3 separate regions of the Homo sapiens genome follow, and all the other regions are linked to region 3. Evidence: chromatin contacts called from ENCODE Hi-C or POLR2A ChIA-PET data. All regions are on one chromosome and are shown on one strand. The core of a region is the stretch at or near the end of the contact, and the rest is flanking DNA. Distances in the headings are between cores, read along the strand shown.

Region 1 (3,618 bases), core at 204-2,703, 230 kb before region 3:
TAAGGTGGATTTACATAACTCCTCCCTGATTGGTTTAAAGGTTGAGTTAAAACTCTCTGAGAGTAGCTTTATTTCTCCTTCCAAGTTTTGGGGGATATTTCCTGAACTTCCATACAATATTACACACATCTCTATCAAAGTAAGGTTGAAGGAGATTCCGATTCATATACGCACATGCTAGAATGAATCTTCTAGTTCCATTCCAGATAACATTCACAATCCAAAATATTTCTCTTCTAACTTTTCTTAGCATCTATGAGACTAAGTACATACAAGGAATACCCAGTAACGAGCAAAAGGGGTACTTGGGTTTACTAAATATTTTAACAGACAACTTATTCCTCAACACCTCTAGTCCCTTCCCTTGAAAATAAACACATCAGTAAAACTCCACCACTTCTATTCCCCTCTATCACACTGTCACCACCATGAAAATTAGCTGAAAGCACTCCTCAAGGATTGAGAGACGGCCAGGCCACCTATGTTTTTAAAGTCTCTTGGTATAATAAGTGATAAAAAAGAGAGGATGCCAAAAACAGGGTTACAAGAAGTGTGGTATATTTAAAAGATACCACAGTTAACAAATTAATGGACGCACCCACAGAACACAGCACACAGTTGTACTGTTCACAAGATAATTACAGCCCTTTATAAAAAGTAGCTGATAGCATGCTTCAGTAGATAGTGAGCCCTGTAATGAGACACAAGTTGTAGATGAATATATTTTTCTTTTAATCCAGTCAGTGTTTCTTTGTGACTGTGTATAGAACTTCATGTGGAGATAAAGTAAAACATTCAAGTTTGAGACTCTTCTTGAATGTAAGCTTATGTCAAATGTCGCACTGGTGGATCCACCTCCCCCACACCCCCCGCCCCCCGCCCCCGCTCCATTCTGATGGTCGTGCATTTAACTAGAAATTGATGGAAATCAGTGTTAGTAACTGAGGGCCTTAGAATATTATCAGTCTCGGCATCCTCTCCCAGCATGATTAGGGGACAAAAGCCCGTATAGAGATTGTGTCCAGGAACCTCTGGGCACAAGCTCTTTACAGATTGCCTCTGGGGTCTGAGGGGCGCCCTAACTAGATTAGAAACTGACATGTTCTACCCCAGGGCCTCCGCGAACGACAGCAGGCGAGAATCCTTGCTCTGGACACGGGGAACAGGGTCAGCATCTCGTCTCCTATCTCCACCGACCTGTCTCTGGCTTTTCTTAGTCCCCAGATGCGCCCAGAAGGTCCTGGAGAGTGGTGCGTCCCCTTGGCAACCGTACAACGCGCAGGAAGGCGGAGTGAGATGAGGCTGAGTCCGGCCGGGGCGGGGCTGTGTGGGACTAGGGCGGGGCTCGGGGGCTAGACCGGGGCGGGGCTGTGTAGGGCTGGGGCGGGGCTCGGGGCGGGGCTCGGGGCGGGGCTGGGCGCGGGGGGCCCCGGCAGCCCTTATCGTATCGCGCAGAGAGCAAACTGCGCCTGGGCAACCAGTCGGGAGGGTGAGTCCCGCGCGCGACAGAAGCTTCTGGCGCGAATGGAGAACCAAGAGTTTCTAAGTTCATCTGCGCCGTCCGAGGTGACCGATGGGCAGGTCTCAACAGAAATATCCACTTGCTCCGAAGTCTTCCAGAAGCCCATTGTGCTCAGGATTCTCGACACTCACAGAGAGCTTGAGGAGTCCGAGGATCCCGAGAAACACGAGAATCCCGAGGAACCCGAGGAGGTCAGGGAGCAAGACCAGAGAGACGAGTCCGAGGAATGTGATGAGCCTCATGAGTCCTATGAGCCCCACGCTCCCTATGCGCCCCACAAGCCCCGGGACTCCTATGCACCTTACGAACTCCATGGGCCCCATGCAGCCCCCAAACTCCTCAAGGCCCGTGAACCCCGCCAGCTCCGCCACACCCGTGAGCCCCGCAAGTCCCGCGAGGCCAAGGAAACCGAGTTGCTTCCCAGCGCCGCAGTAATGATCTCCCCCTCTCTGATCACCAGAGCCCCGCCACGGCCTCAGCTGTCTTTCCTGGGTGGTAGGTGTTCCCCTTCCCTCGTCCCCTCTCCTGCTTCTCCCTTCCCCTCATTCCCCACGCGCTGAGCACCCACGCCCCATCTAGAACCGGGGGTCCTAAGGTGGAGGTTTGCATGCAAGAGCTTGCCATATTGAAAAGAACTCGTGTCATTTACCTGTTGCTTCGCAGTCATCAGCCCTTGCGTTTCAAGGGACTCAGATGGGAAACTGACACCCTGATAATGAGAGAAGCTGAATCTCTTGTCTTCCACTGCTATCTAATGAGCTATTGTTACCTCCTTTTGAAGCCCTTCTTCATTCGCCTCTACAGTTAGTCATTGCATCCCTCTGGGTTGCACTTTGAATGTTACCCTTATTAGAGCACTTAAGATCTTGTATTTCACCATTCATCTTTCTCTTTAACTAAAGAGAGTGATCCTTGAAGGGAGGATATTTTCGTCAGTGTTTGGCATATGGTCACATGTGGAAACAAAGCATTCATTGAGCAAGTATTCAAAGAGTATGCATCTACAAAGTGCTCACGATATGCTCAGTCCTCACCACCTTCACAAGGTAACAGAGCAGATGGGACTTGGTTATAAACATCCTTGCTCTGACCCCACTCGCTCATTTATGACCCCTCACTAATGACCCAACCCAAAGCAATTATTTGTCCTCATTGGACCGCCAATCTTTTGGGAAACCAATTTTTATCTTATGTTCTCACTGACTGCTCCTTATCCAGCCTCGATTCCATGGTCTGCCATTGCAGTTGCTCCCTTATGTCTTCCACCATTCCATTGGCTCTCTGGTTATCCATCATACTTCTGACAAAACCTCAACCCTGATTAAACCCAGCCGTCCATCTACTCGCTTCCTACACCTCAGCAGTTGACTCTTGCTGTGCAAAATTGCACAGTCATACTGTCTGGTTTATTTCAATTTCATTTCAACTGGTCACTTGGCACTGCCTGGCAAGCTCACTTTATTCCCTTAGTAAGTTGGTTTTCCCAGTCTCTGAAGATGACTAACTGCCTTACTCTCCTCTAAACTTCACACCTTTGACCCCCCCACCCAGCTGAAGACTTTGCCCCATTCTTTATCGAGAAAATAGAAGTGATCAATCATGAAATCCCTTATTTTCTTACAATGGATCTATTGCTTTACCCGCATCTGTACCCATGAATTCTGCCTTTTCTCATATTTCAGGGAAGAATTGTGCCTTTTTTTTTAATGAAAAGCAAAATCCTTCACTTATGCTTTAGATACCACTCTCATTTCCTGAAGAACTTTCTTCCTGCAGTTATCCTCTCTCTTCTACAGCATCAATTTCTCCCTAATTAATCAGTACCATCATACACATATTCTAGAATCTTCCATCTTGAAATAACTCTTGACCCCATGTCATTTTCAGACTCTCCCCTTCCACCAGCATCACCCCCATTTCTCTGTTGTTCTTCATTGCAGAACTTGTCAAAAGAGTTGTCTATACTCACTGACTCAATTTCTTCACCTCTCATTCTCAACACATTTGGTTAGGCTTCTTTCCTCTACTCTCCCAAAACTGCTCTAGTTTACTGCTTTTCTCTCTGCCGCCACTCCTATCATCATGCATGGAGATTT
Region 2 (3,797 bases), core at 749-3,248, 250 kb before region 3:
CCATAAAACTAATCTAATGGGATTGAGAGAACCCCGTGTAAACTTACTGAAAATTCATCTTGGTGTGTGTATAAACAGAAGTAAACCTTTGAAAAAGTCATTAAGCATAGCAATTCCAATGCTATTGGGAACAGCCAACCTTAAATATCATTGCATCACTCAAGCCTTCTGGAACCTGCTATTCATTGTTCCTTACAAGTCTATTTGAAACAGATACAATGAAGGAAAATAAGTTTATTACATTGAAAAATAATTGTGGCCGGGCACGGTGGCTCGCACCTGTAATCCCAGCACTTTGGGAGGCCGAGGCGGGCAGATCACCTCAGGTCAGAAGTTCGAGACCAGCCTGACCAACGTGGAGAAACCCCATCTCTACTAAAAATACAAAATTAGCCAGGCATGGTGGCTCATGCCTGTAATCCCAGCTACGTGCGAGGCTGAGGCAAGAGAATCGCTTGAACCTGGGAGGTAGAGGTTGCAGTGAGCTGAGATCGGACCACTGCACTCCAGCCTGGGCAACAAGAGTGAAACTCCGTCTCAAAAAATAATTGTGCTGGACGGGTGCGGTGGCTCATGCCTGTAATCCCAGCACTTTGGGAGGCCCAATCAGGCGGATTACCTGAAGTCAGGAGTTCGAGACCAGCCTGGCCAACATGGTGAAACTCCGTCTCTACTAAAAATACAAAAATTAGCTGGGCATGGTGGCACATGCCTGTAATCCCAGCTACTCGGGAGGCTGAGGCAGGAGAATTGCTTGAACCCGGGAGGTGGAAGTTGTAGTGAGCCGAGATTGTGTCACTGCACTCCAGCCTGGCCGACAGAGCGAGACTGTCTCAAAAAATATATAATTGTGCTAAACTGAAATATACTAAAGAGTTCAGTTTAGCAAGATAAAAGGAACCCTCCAGATATTTCTTAGCCAGTTTGAGAAACAATACCACCTTTGAAAAGCCCTTCGTGTGCCTTATTTACCATTTATTAGATAATTAGAAGTGACTAGACTATTTGGTTTTGGTTTTAATACTGAGCATTACTAGCAGCTGTGATCCTGGCAGGCTATCTCCGAATAATTTTTTTTAAAGTGAAATACAGGCCGGGCACGGCGGCTTATGCCTATAATCCCAGCACTTTGGGAGGCAGAGGCGGGGAGGATCACTTGAGGTCAGGAGTTTGAAACCAGTCTGGCCAACATGGTGAAACCCCGTCGCTACTAAAAATACAAAAATTAGCCGGGCGTGGTGGCCCACGCCTGTAATCCCAGCTACTTGGGAGTCTGAGGCAGGAGAATCGCTTGAATCCGGGAGGCGGAGGTTGCTGTGAGCTGAGATCGCACCACTGCACTCCAGCCTGGGTGACAGAGACTCCGTCTCAAAAACAAAACAGGAACTTAAAACAATGGAACCCATTCACGTTCTTCTATTTGTCTTTAATAATCCTGGGTAATAGTCAACTAATAATCCTGGGTAGTAGTCTGGAGACACTCCTAGCGGAGTTTACTCGGGAGAGGGCGGAGAAATACATGACATGAGCAGTACAGGCTCATGGTTGGGAGCTGAGGGAAGGCTGAGAATCCTCCCGGAACCTCTGGATTCTGACGCCCCAGGGGTTCTTCACACAGGCTGGCCGGTCTCGGGATTGAAGCCGGAGACGTCAGACGCTAAGGTTGCTTAGACTGCGGCCCACGTGGAAGGCTCTTAGCCACCCTGCCTGGCCCGAGGTAATCGCGCTAGGGACGCTTTTTCTGCAGCAATGATATACCCCGCCGAACTGTCCCACGTCCTGGTTGGGACCTCTTGGTTTCGCTTGGCTGGGCTCAATCCATCCGTACGCCTCCGCCCTTCCCTCTTTGCGAACCCCTGCGGGTTCAGCGAATCGGCTGCAAGAAGCCCTGCATCCGCGAGGTAAGCGGCGGTTGGCGGCGGTGCCGGGGTTGGCAGCGCCCGCGGGTTGTCTACGCCGCGGGGCCTACGTCTCTGTCGGGCGTGCACCTCGGGAGCCACACCTGGGGCCCAGAGCCACCGCTCAGCACGCGGGCACGCGGCGGGAGGGAAGGAAACCGCGGCGCTGGGGATGGAGAGGGGGAAAGTGAAGAAGAAAGAGAAGGAAAAGGAGACGCAGGAGGAGAAAATCGGAGAAAAGGGTAGGGAAGAGAAAGTGAAAAGAAAGGAGGTGGAGCAGAAAATTAAACAAAAGCAAGAGAAGCAGGAGAGGAGAAAGGGAAAAGAGAAAGAGGAAAAGAGGACAAAGCAAGGGAAGGAGACAAACAAAGAGAAGGAACAATTTAAGGGACAAGAAGAGAAAGGGGAGAACAAGGACAGCACCTTGACAAGGACCCCGCTCGAGCCGCTGGTAAGAGACCCAGTGCCCAGGACCCCTTGCCCCAAGGCTTTTGTCGGCCGTTCAGACCCCAGCGCTGTCTCTGTTACGTCGGAGGCCCCCGACCGCGTGGGAGCGAATGGATCTCAACTGAGGGCTATTTACCTATGGATGAAAGAGATGCGCCAAACTTTGAACGACCCATCCCCTTTTCCCGGGCCCCCTGCCCACCCTAGCCCTTATCGCTACCCCTGTGTCTTAACCTCAGTCGGGTCTGTTGTTGAGGGACAAGAGATCTCGGTCTTCATGGGGACATGGGGAACGGCCCCTCTACTGCCCTTAGATCTGTCCAGCGCGCAACACTAGCGCACAGACCACCTGACCACATTTAGAAACCAGCCCCGAACCCTCCCCACACGCAGGCCCTCTTTGCATTGAATGCGTTCTTTGTCAGAAGGGGCAGGGTTCCTGAACGCAGGAGGTGTTTGGGGACGCTGCAGTTGTTTTCAGACCACCAGTACCATGAATGGATGGCGGAAAAGTTTTAACTGACAGGTCTTAGAAACTTGGCATTATTTGGGTCAGCTGAATGGTCTCTGTGCTCCTGGAGTTCCTGAGCTGGCTCCTTGGCTTAGAGCTGCGCTCTGGTTCTAAACAATTATGAATGATTAACACAGTTGTGTGTGTGTGTGTGTGTGTGTGTGTGTGTGTGTGTGTGTGTGTGTTCTTTTTTGAGACAGGGTCTTACTCTGCCTCTCAGGCTGGAGGGATCCTCCCACCTCAGCCTGGCACCGCCCCCATCTCCCAACCTCAGTGACTGGCACTACAGGCACACGCCACCATGTCCAGCTAATTTTTGTATTTTTGTGCAGAGCTGGAGTTTCGCCATGTAGCTCAGGCTGATCTCAAACTCCTGGGCTCCAGCAATCCGCCCGCCTCAGCCTCCCAAAGCGCTGGGATTACAGGCGTGAGCCACCACGGATTAACAGAGATTTGATCTCTGGTAAAACACAGACTACATAGACTCATATTTGGCTAAAGGAATAACTTTTGACAAAAACGGTGTTCAGAATCACATTTTGTGTCTGAACTGTTTTACAAATTCAGCTTTCCTTAGGAGAAGGTAAATGTGAGGAAGCCTGAATGCAGAATTTCTAGGTAGGATGGGCGTAGGGACAGCAACGTGGTTGGAAAGGGAACTGATATTTTTGTTTTTGTTTTTTTGAGACAGAGTCTGGCTCTGTCGCCCAGGCTTGAGTACAGTGGCGTGATCTCGGCTCACTGCAACCTCCACCTCCCAGGCTCAAGTCATCCTCCCACCTCAGCCTCCCAAGTAGCTGGGATTACAGGTGCACACCGCCGTGCCTAGCTAATTTCTGTATTTTTGGTAGAGATGGGGTTTCGCCATGTTGCCCAGGCTGGTCTTCAACTCCTGAGCTCAAGCGATCCACCCGCGTTGGCCTCCCAAAGTGCTGGGATTA
Region 3 (4,015 bases), core at 1-2,500:
ACTTCTCCTCTGTATGTCTTCTGTAGTATGTCTGTGTCTTGTCTGTATGTCTATCTTTTTTTTTTTTTTTTTGAGACAGAGTTTCGCTCTTGTTGCCCAGGCTGGAGTGCAATGGCACCATCTCAGCTCACCGCAATCTCTGCCCACTGGGTTAAAGCGATTCTTCTGCTTCAGCCTCCAGAGTAGCTGGGATTACAGGCACCCCGCTACCACGCCCAGCTAATTTTGTATTTTTAGTAGAGACGGTGTTTTTCCATGTTGGTCAGGCTGGTCTTGAATTCCCGACCTCAGGTGATCTGCCCACCTCAGCCTCCCAAAGTACTGGGATTACAGGCGTGAGCCACCACGTCCAACCCCTCCGTGTGTCTATCTTATAACGATACATGTGATTGCATTTGGGGTCCACCTGGATAATGCCGAATAAGCACCTCCTGTCAAGATCCTTAATTTCATCACATCGGCAAAGACCTTTTCTCCCCAGCAAGGGAACATTCACAGATTTAGGGGTTTGATGTGGATATCTTTTGGGGGGTCACTTTTTGGCCTACTGTACCACTCCTATATCCTAACAACAGAGTGAAACCTATAAAAAGGGGGCCATGATGCTGTCTCCCTACTTTGCCCTGCACTTTAGCAGCACAGGGTAGCAGTGCCAGACACTGGCAGCAGAGTCCAGGACATAACATTGAAATTGAACTGACTTAATCATAAGGATGCAAGATAAACTCCTGTGAGCATTCAGAAATATCTAAGATGAGAAGCAGAGAGGGCTAGAATCCTGCATTATTAGCAAGAGGGGACAAGGAATACCCTTCGACCTTACTATTTGACAGCTTTGTACATGAAAAAACTAATACACAAAGCCCGTGGTTGGCTTGAAGGAGGTAAGGAAGAGACTCTCTGTATCCTCTGGTTGTGACTGTTCAACCCATCCCAAGGGATGTAACTCCCAGTGCAGTGTGCTCTGACTCACAGGGAACAGCCAGCTTAGTGCCTGTCAAGGCCTTCCCTCCCAAACCCCAGGCAGCTGGATTCTGCAGGCTGGTTCTGGATCTGGGTGGTACTTTCCAGGCCCAGCCTGACACCAGTTTTAAAGGCCACCCCGGGTATCTATGGGCTCTGGGAGACGTAGGATGGAAATGACCCAAGGCCTGGGATATACACCAGGCCACAGCCAGAATGCAGGCAGTTCAGGCAGCATGTGTAGTAAATACACACTAAGATGTAATCCAGCAGGCCCCCCTGTACCACGCCCCACAGGTGGCACCAGCGTATAAAACAACCTGACAGCTACGGGCTGGAGAAGAGACACAGGCTGGCCTGGACAGGGTGTAGACATTGTTAAACACTTAGTTGAGTATCTGTGGGCAAGTCTTGAGATCGCTAAGTAGAATCTGAGCTTTGTTTCTTTGGTTTTTGGTCTTTTTTTTTTTTAAAGAAAGTACAAATACAAATTATGTGATTCCCTTTTCTCCTCTTAGACTGCCTTGCTCATCTGCTGCTTGGTCGAAGCCATTTGCTCCTCCCCCACACGCTTTGCTCATCAAGCAACCAGAGCGTTCCTGCCACCTGAGTCATTCTGTCCTGTGCTGCTCTGTCACCCTGTGAGTGTGAAGCCCCTGCTCCGGCCCTCCAGGAGGAAGGAGGCAGAGTGAAGCCAGGCATCTCTGGAGCCATGCGTTTGGCTTCAAAGTAGGAGGGACTGGGACTCTTAGGATGGAAAGTCTAGGGTAGGAGGGCAGGAGCTTGACTTTCAGCAATAAGGTAGGGAGGGAGGTGGTTTTACTGCAGAGGACTGGGTTTTACTTGCTATGAGCCTGTTTAGCTCTTTAAGAGCTGAACCTAAGTGTTTTTTTTTAAATATAGTTATTTATTTTGGGCTCCAGCTTCCTGCAGTTGCGGTTTCTGTCAGACTAGTTTGTTAAAAAAAGCACTTAGAACACATACCAGAGGACAGGAAGAAAGCAAAATACTGGCACTTTTGAAAAGTGTTGTTTTTACATGACTTGAATTTTAGTTCCTACTCAGGGTTAAAGGAAGTTCTCTTCCGAATAAAGAGTGCCTGTTGGGTGAGAGAGGATTTGCAACTGGAGTTGGAGATTCTGTGTCATTGGAGACATTTGTTCGTATGCATGGGCTTTAAAACACCAAGAAAAAATATACAGGAGAGTCCTTCCTTTTGTTATATACTAGCTGTGTTCCTGAAAACGTATATGAAAACATTAAAAAACTGATCCCTATTCAGAACGCAACAGGTGAGCTCACTAAAGGGCTCTTACCAGAAAGTCTTATAAATTGAGGCACTTGAAGGGCTGGGACTAGGGTGAGGTAAGGAAGGGGATGCCTAGACTCTCGGTAATTAGGATAAATGGTATTTTAATGCAGTATTTTAGCAAATCAAAATTAATGCAAAAGAACTGATCATGAACAATAACCAAAATATTAAGTAAAGATAGGATTCACCCCTTCCCCATTCTTTTTGGGGGTTTCAAATATTTGCAATTGCTTTATTTTTTGTTTTGAGACAGGGTCTCACTCTGTCACCCAGGCTGGAGTGCAGTGGCACGATCATAGCACACTGCAGCCTTGACTTGCTGGGCTGAAGCAATTCTCCCATCTCAGCATTCTAAGTAGCTGGGACTACAAGCAGATGCCACCACTCCCGGCTAATTTTGTTTGTATTTTGTACTGACAAGGTCTCGCTATGTTGCCCAGTCTGGTCTTGAACTCCTGAGCTCAAGCGATCCTCCCGCCTCAGCTTCCTATAGTGCTAGTGTCAGAGTCATTTGAACCAGAACAACTCCATTTTGAATAGAGACTGGGTAAAATAAGGCTGCGACCTACTGGGCTGCATTCCCAGAAGGTTAGGCACTCAAGTCACAGGATGACATAGGAGATCGGCACAAGATACAGGTCACAAAGACCTTGCTGATAAAGCAGGTTGTGGTAAAGAAGCCAGCAAAAACCCACCAAATCCACGATGGCAATGAAAGTGACCTCTGGTCATCCTCACTGCTCATTATATTGCTAATTATAATGCATTAGTATGCTAAAAGACACTGCCACCAGCGCACTGACAGTTTACAAATGCCATGGCAATGTCAGCAAGTACCCTATATGGTCTAAAAAGGGGAGGAACCCTCAGTTACGGAAATTGCCCACCCACTTCCCAGAAAGCTCATGAATAATCTACCCCTTGTTTAGCATATCATCAAGAAGTAACAATAAGTGTAAGCAGCTGAGCAGCCCATGGCGCTGCTCTGCCTATGAAGTAGCCATTCTTTATTCCTTTACTTTCCTTTCTTTTTTTTTTTTTTTTTTTGAGACAGAGTCTCGCTCTGTTGCCCAGGTTGGAGTGCAGTGCCACGATCTCGGCTCACTGCAAGCTCTGCCTCCTGGGTTCACGTCATTCTCCTGGCTCAGCCTCCTGAGTAGCTGGGACTACAGGTGCCCGCCACCACACCCAGCTAATTTTTTGTATTTTTTAGTAGAAATGGGGTTTCATCTTGTTAGCCAGGACGGTCTCAATCTCCTGACCTTGTGATCCGCCCGCCTCGGCCTCCGAAAGTGCTGGGATTACAGGCTTGAGCTACCACGCCTGGCCTGTTCCTTTGCTTTCTTAACAAACTTGCTTTCACATTACTCTGGATTCGCCTTGAATTCTTTCTTGCAAGAGATCCAAGAACCTTCTCTTGGGGTCTGGATCAGGACCCCTTTCCAGTAACACTAGGATTACAGGCATGAACCACCACACCTGGCCTAGAATTGTTTTCATCAAACCAGAATGTAGGACCACTATGTAAAGAGGCAGTGGGGGATCCATGAGGTCCAGGAGTGGAAAGGAAAATGGGAGTTTAAATCTGCTGTGACCATATGTGGGAGCCTGGACTGACATTCTCAAGGAGTACTGCTGACACATTTACTTTCTTCTTTTGTTTCTTTATGCCTGGTGGGAAGGAAGTCCTCCTCCCGGTAGAACTGCCTTTGCAAAAATTATAACAGTGAGACAATTATG

The links. A loop is a pair of places that touch in the nucleus more often than their neighbours do. ChIA-PET counts read pairs that join two places held with the same protein, here RNA polymerase II (POLR2A). Pooled maps may share reads with other maps.
Region 1: a loop to region 3 is called in a pooled map, with 4 times the contacts of the local background. The contact joins the promoter of SPMAP2L here to the enhancer-like site in region 3. A Hi-C loop is called at or near these places in 1 of 37 single-sample maps with no recorded cell type and 10 of 50 pooled maps. POLR2A ChIA-PET finds 5 or more read pairs at or near these places in 3 of 52 experiments (CD8-positive, alpha-beta memory T cell, HEK293T and naive thymus-derived CD4-positive, alpha-beta T cell).
Region 2: a map of naive thymus-derived CD4-positive, alpha-beta T cell shows a loop between it and region 3 (4-fold over the local background). The contact joins the promoter of ARL9 here to the enhancer-like site in region 3. A Hi-C loop is called at or near these places in 1 of 168 maps with a recorded cell type or tissue (naive thymus-derived CD4-positive, alpha-beta T cell) and 1 of 50 pooled maps. POLR2A ChIA-PET finds 5 or more read pairs at or near these places in 1 of 52 experiments (GM12878).

Annotation. Positions count from the first base shown.
Region 1 is chr4:56,529,153-56,532,770 of GRCh38, forward strand. It overlaps SPMAP2L (sperm microtubule associated protein 2 like), which reads left to right and starts at 1,454. Exons shown (of 9, transcript NM_001256475.2): 1 at 1,454-2,017. The coding sequence starts at 1,525. LOC105377665 (a long non-coding RNA gene) reads right to left here and starts at 1,334. Exons shown (of 4, transcript XR_941077.1): 1 at 1,198-1,334. RefSeq lists an enhancer at 1,928-2,461.
Region 2 is chr4:56,503,793-56,507,589 of GRCh38, forward strand. It overlaps ARL9 (ARF like GTPase 9), which reads left to right and starts at 1,999. Exons shown (of 4, transcript NM_001363794.2): 1 at 1,999-2,349. The coding sequence starts at 2,071.
Region 3 is chr4:56,756,366-56,760,380 of GRCh38, forward strand. No RefSeq gene overlaps it. Among named protein-coding and RNA genes, the nearest start is that of CHAER1, 54 kb to the left of the region's middle. RefSeq lists enhancers at 1,427-1,496, 1,827-1,886, 2,017-2,186, 3,158-3,999. Within about 2 kb of position 1,251, at least 26 of the 41 ENCODE cell types and tissues checked have a DNase peak (open chromatin) inside an H3K27ac peak, as active enhancers do; they include GM12878, where a contact is called at or near this core.